2 separate regions of the Homo sapiens genome follow, and region 1 is linked to region 2. The links are chromatin loops, found by intact Hi-C in ENCODE. Cell type or tissue: Caco-2. All regions are shown on one strand. Each heading gives the region's core, and the rest is flanking DNA. Links, peaks and the distances in the headings are about the cores only.

Region 1 (2,918 bases), core at 282-2,781, 440 kb after region 2:
ACTTAGAAGTACTCTTTGGGTTTATGGCTATTTCAACACCAAATGAGATTATCATTTTCCCTTTTAGGGAGCTCTTCCATTATAATTAATGACTCACACAAGTCATGAAAAATGGCCATGATTGTACCACATCTAAGACATGTTTGCAGTAAATTCTGGAAGATTTAGCCTCATCCATCAATTGAATAGGTTGTCCTAAATACACATGATCATTCAAGCCACAGCACCTTTGTGGCAGTTAATAAGCTATCCTTGTTCAGTGGGTGTTTAAATCTTGTCCTTCAGCCAAGTGAAATAAAAGGAATGTTCTCATTAAAAGTCAAAATCTAAAAAGCAAAATTCAATCTGTCAAATTGTCAAGTGTATTAAAGGTGAAAAATAAAGCTGCTAAGACGCTTGGGTCTTTTTTTAGACTCTTGTTTCCCTGGCGAGAAGAGAGAGTCTTTCTGAGACAGGAGTCCTTTTTATACACATTTCATAATAGTTTGTGCCCCTAAACGTAAGCTCTGAGCCAATAACATTCAGGTCCTGTTAACACATTTATACAGGTTTCTAATCAATAAGTGGTTATTAATTTGAAGTACATTTTAGTGACTAGATCTTCAAACCTATCTGCCTCCCACAAGCTTCCAACTCGGATATATATGTCATAGAACAAACGGGAATTCAGTATGAAAGATTAAAATGGACTTAATTCAATGTCTAAGATATTACCTTTATTATGAATTATCCCTTTTAAGATGTTTATTCATACCAACATCTGTAATAATAGTCGTGAGCAGAAATGATGCAAGCAATATATTTTTCTCATGGACAGCCATATTTCAGGTCAGTCCTAAAATAAACTTACTATCAAAATTTTTAGCTAAATATTATCTTTACTGGGGGATGAGGTAGGGTTATCATATAAAATACAAATGGCCACAAATTTGAATTTCAGATACATAATAAATGTTTTTTAGTGTAGATATGCTCTAAATATGGTATGGGACATACTTATACTAAAATATCTATTAGTTGTTTATCTGAAATTCAAATTTAACTGGAGGAATACTTATTTTATCATGATTATTTCTGTCCTAATCGGCAACCTAGGCGTGAGGGGAAACCGTCGTTTGAAGAAGGTGTCTGCTGAAGTCTCAAATAGAAAAGCAGAGGGACACACTTGTTAAGGCAGCTCTGGTAAGGTTTCCTCTATCTTTCCCCAGTTTACCAAACGAAGTGGAAGTCATTGACTAGGGCCAAAAAAAAAAAAAAAATCTCCTCACCACTGTCCCAGCTCATTTATGAAGACATTTTCTTTTCGCCTGGAACTGAAAAAATAAATCAAAGCCCCTTGGAGCCTGATTTATTAGTTTTCACCGAGTGTCATGCAGCCACTAGATGGCAGTAGCAGCCCATCATACCCCGCCCCCTCCCTGGCGTCCTGGAGCCAATTTTCTGTACCTTGTCCTCTTTCTCTTCGCAGGTTTCAGCTTGTCACTTTTCTTCTCCCTCTTTGTTTTCTATTTTTACTTTTATTCGAATGCCAGAAAAACCAGCTGGTTGAAGAAGTCGTGCGGTGCTCCACACGTTTGTCACAGAGGGTGCTGTGACTGAAAAGCCTAACTGATTTTCTAGGCTGCCGGAGCTGGATATCAGGCACCAGGGCACAAGGACACTTGCACTGGAAGCTGTGGCTGGGTAGATAAGGACAAAGAGTGTGATCATGCTTTGCTAAGTCCAGGACACAAGTCTGATTCTCCTGCATGTGAGAATCTCTCTCAGCTGCAGCTAGGTGCTAATCCGTGAACAAGCAGCTCATGGGGGACTTCCCAAAGGTTGTGGAGTTGGAATTTTGGTGTTCCTTTTCAAGACATGAATTTTGTTTTCAGGAAAAAAAAAAAACAAGAAAACGAAAAACCACATTGAGTTACAAAGCTATTCACATGGAGGTATCAGGAATTGATCTTCAGTTTCTAAAGTCCTCCTTAGAGATTTTTAAAGTTGGTAAGTGAGAGAAGAACTTTACATTTTGTAAAAATCTATTTTATTAAAAAGAGGATCTCTTAAATTCTTACTCCGAAAAAGTAGAGGAATGGAGAATACTGTGAAGCAAACGGGTTAAATGAATTCAAATCTTGCTCTCACCAAGGGCATGGCATCCATACGGCGAAGGCAGTCCTACCCTTCCCTCGCTGTTCCCTTTCCCTTCTGCCCGCCCCAGCCACTGCAGTTGTGCAGAAGACCTTGCTATCGATATTGACTGGTACCCTTGTTCCAGAATTCACACTTTAGCTTTTTTTCCAGGAATATAACCTCTTGTATTTAAACATTTCAAAGCAGATTATAAGCTAGGTTTGGATTCTGTTTGCACCTCTTCATTGTTCTTCATTGTCAACCTAAAACTGCATTATTATATATTTTTTAGTTGGGTATTTCCCTCATCTTTCTTCTCTCATTTAGCAGAAAAAAATCAAGTTTAATACTTCTCTAATATGTTAGATATAGATTTCCTGATTTATTTTTTGAGCTTGGGAACAGTAACTTCTGCCAAGGGATTCTTCTCGAAGCAGAATGGGCTTTTTATCTCTGCCACCACTGACAACCAGTTAGTTGCTTAGCAATGATTGGGATTGAATAAGAGGGGGCACTGTGGTGCATACTCTTGGAACTCACTGTGGTGGCCTCAGCCTCCTATTCACTGTAGATTTGTCTTCAACTCTTTCTGGAAAAGGGTTGGGTGGGGGATGGTTCAAGGAAGTCTTATTATGATAAGAATCGTCAATCCACTGGGTGGCTCCTGGATCTAGGAACATGTCAGCTCCCTGGTTCTTCTTGCCTTGGAACATTTTTAAAAAGGAATTTCATATGTTAAATTCTACTTTGTAATTTTCTGTAAATTATTTACTTTATCCTGCACTGGTAATTCATAAGCA
Region 2 (2,918 bases), core at 152-2,651:
TTAGTGACACCATTAATTACAGGCTACAGTCTGGCTATCACCAAGCTGAATGTGGCCTTCAGAAGTAGTCTGCTTGGGCAGCATGGGATTCAAAATGTTTCCTTTGCATGTGTTCAGATGGACAAACACTCTGTAGTTTTCCCCAGTGATAATACCTGCCATAATGGGCTATTGCATGCATTGATGCCAGCTCCCCGAAGGCATTTCTCCATGGTGGAAACTGACATGTAGAAAAAAAGTGAAGGAAAAAAAATGGCTGACATCTATTGCTCCTTAAAATGATTTTCTCCCGAATCAAGACATGGGTATGTCCTACGCACATGGCTACATATGGTTGCCTTTACCCTACAATGGCCCTTCCTTTTTTTTTTTTTTTTCAGAGTGTTCCAGATTTGCATTAAGCTGTCACCCGGTGGCTGTGTAACTAGCTGCTTTTGTGACTGTTACAGGCAAGTGATTGAAAATACCTAGATCCTGTTCATACAAAACTAGAATTAGAGGTTCTGAAAAATATTTTTCTCTAACATTCTGTGATTCCATGTTTTAATAAATTTCTTATTGGAGAAGGTAAATTTTGCCAATGAAAAAGACCACAGTAAATTTAGAGGAGAAAAGGGCCGGATAGGCAGGTGAAATGACCTTGAGAGAAAGGAGAGGAGATAGAGCGGCAGTATCAACTACACGTAATATGCACCGGTGCGTCTGGCCTGAAAATAAGTTCCTTCGACAATATATCCTGTAGGTACTTTGCTCTGCTTCATTTTTACCTTTATCAGATGGTCATTAAGATTTCCTAAGCTCAAAATTCTTTGATTCTCCATTGCCACATCTGTGTGCCATGTTTGACCTCCGTGCAAGTTAGAACGCACAGGGCATTAGGAGCCACACGAATTTTTTTTTTTTTTTTTTTTTTACCAGGAGCTTCTATTTTCTTGTGTCAATTATTTGTGCTCTATATTATATTGTGCTGCAATGCAGCAAAAATTACTGGCAAGATCAAAATATTCTAAAGGTAGACTTTTCAATAAGAAACATTATAAATACAAAACCAATGTTACCAGTTATCGCTAAACTAACCTGTTCAGAATGTGCAATTCTAGCCCTGGGCAGAATGGATACCTCAAGATATTGGTTTGCTGCAGCTAAATGGATACTTTGCCCCATATGTTTTTCAGCCGCAAAAGCCTTAACAGACCTGCAGTTACAGACTCAGGGAAAAGCTTGTACTGTTGTTTGTGGATCGCAGGGAAGCCAGAGTTGCAGCTGACTTTCTGTCCACGAGATGGCGGTAGAGGAGCACAGAAAAAAGAAACCATCTTGGGCTGTTAATCATGTTGACTGTTGAGAAGCTAAGAGGGAAGCCGATCTGTCATTAGGTAAGACCAAGCCAAAATTTATGGATTTCATACCTTAGTGGAAAACACTGGTTTGTGGCTCATGGCTGTTTCTAAGACCTTTTGATTTTATACAAAAATTCCATTCAACTATCATCATCAAATAGCTGTCCCTATTTTTCCTTGATTTTGGCATATTTTAGCTTTTTACAGCTGGATCAACTGATGGGCTTCATTTTCCGCCCAGGTCAGCCCCAAGTGCTGAGGCAGTCCTAACAGGAGCAGAAAGGATAACAGCTGCCTCTGTGCAGGTGTGTTTGATCAGCAGCGCTTAGGCCATATATTCCAGGGGCTGGCATTTCCAGCTTCTCAGGTGGGATTCATTTCTGCCTCCTATCAAGATTCATATGGTGAGAAATTCATTAAATAGGAAAAAGATTTAGATGCTGGTTTAGGCAACCAACGACAATGATATAGGAATATTGACCAAGACTAAATTCAGGTGGTCATCCACAATTGGTAAGACATTTAAACACTAACTAGTATCCCAAATAACTCCCTCTCCCTCCCCCACACTATCATTCTGCTTCTCTTTCCTTTCTCTTCTTTACTGCCCAGCAGATCCTGAATCTGGAACCTGAAGGGGAAGTTCTTGGTACCCTTCCAGCTTTGGATTCTCTAACTCTGTTTTCTATTGAGTTTTACCTTGCCTAGGATTCTTCTATGCAGTATTCAATTGTTCGTCTCCTGCTTGGGGAGAATAGTTCTAAGAACGTGAACAGCTTACCTAAGAAACCATGGCCATGTCTTGCCCATGCCCCTCTGCCCCTAAAATGTATCTCCTAATGTGGACAATTCTCTGGGTCACATCTGAGTATTCTGTCTTTCTTCTTTTTCTACTTCTTCTTTTTTTTTTTTTTTTTTGAGGCAGGATCTCACTCTGTCACTCAGGCTGTATTGCAGTGGTGTGATCCTAGCTGATGCAATCTTGACTAAAGTGAACTAAAGTGAGCCTCTTCTCTCAGCCTCCTGAGTAGCTGGGACTACAGGTGCATGGCACCTCACCCAGCTGATTTTTACAATTTTTATAGAGACAGGGTCTCACTACGTTGCTCAGGCTGATCTCAAAGTCCTGGCCTACAGTGATCCTCCCACCTCAGCCTACCAAAGTGCTGGAATTACAGGCATGAGCCACCATGCCTGGTGCATCCCAGCTTTTTAATAAAGTGCAGCACCAAATAAATACTCCTGGGAGTGAGAAGGGAAGGAAAGGAGCCAGGCAGGGTCTGAGACAAAGCCTGAATCAGTCCAGCCTCACAAAGAGAGAATTTTGTGGTGCCTTCTATTTTATTTCAAAAATGTTTGTGAGATTTGCATTCTACTAACATGTATTTATGCTTGTTTTAATATATTAAAACGCATTTAATTGCTTTGACATTGAGTAAAATTGCTCCAGGAAAATGCAACATGTTTATCCTGTGACTTTGAGTCCTTTTGGCCGCACTGACAATTACCCCTTGAATTTGAGTTTCTCAGTTAAGATTAGGTAGGAGTAGTGGTAAGGTGATGGGTTTAGAAATCAGA

The links. A loop is a pair of places that touch in the nucleus more often than their neighbours do. Peaks named below come from ENCODE experiments on the same cell type or tissue, not always from the same donor. Only the 100,000 strongest peaks of a DNase experiment are listed, where the experiment ranks them.
Region 1: it touches region 2 in a loop (9-fold over the local background); 16 of 110 quality-filtered maps call a loop at or near these places.

What each region holds. Positions count from the first base shown.
Region 1 is chr3:102,672,308-102,675,225 of GRCh38, forward strand. LOC105374016 (a long non-coding RNA gene) reads right to left here. Exons shown (of 14, transcript XR_001740824.2): 5 at 2,659-2,821; 6 at 1,447-1,679. Among named protein-coding and RNA genes, the nearest start is that of ZPLD1, 240 kb to the left of the region's middle. In Caco-2, for the core only: a CTCF peak has its summit at 1,384 (motif pointing right); a DNase peak (open chromatin) is centred at 1,414; H3K4me3 peaks cover 286 bases.
Region 2 is chr3:102,227,966-102,230,883 of GRCh38, forward strand. No RefSeq gene overlaps it. Among named protein-coding and RNA genes, the nearest start is that of ZPLD1, 210 kb to the right of the region's middle. In Caco-2, for the core only: a CTCF peak has its summit at 1,277 (motif pointing right); a DNase peak (open chromatin) is centred at 1,276.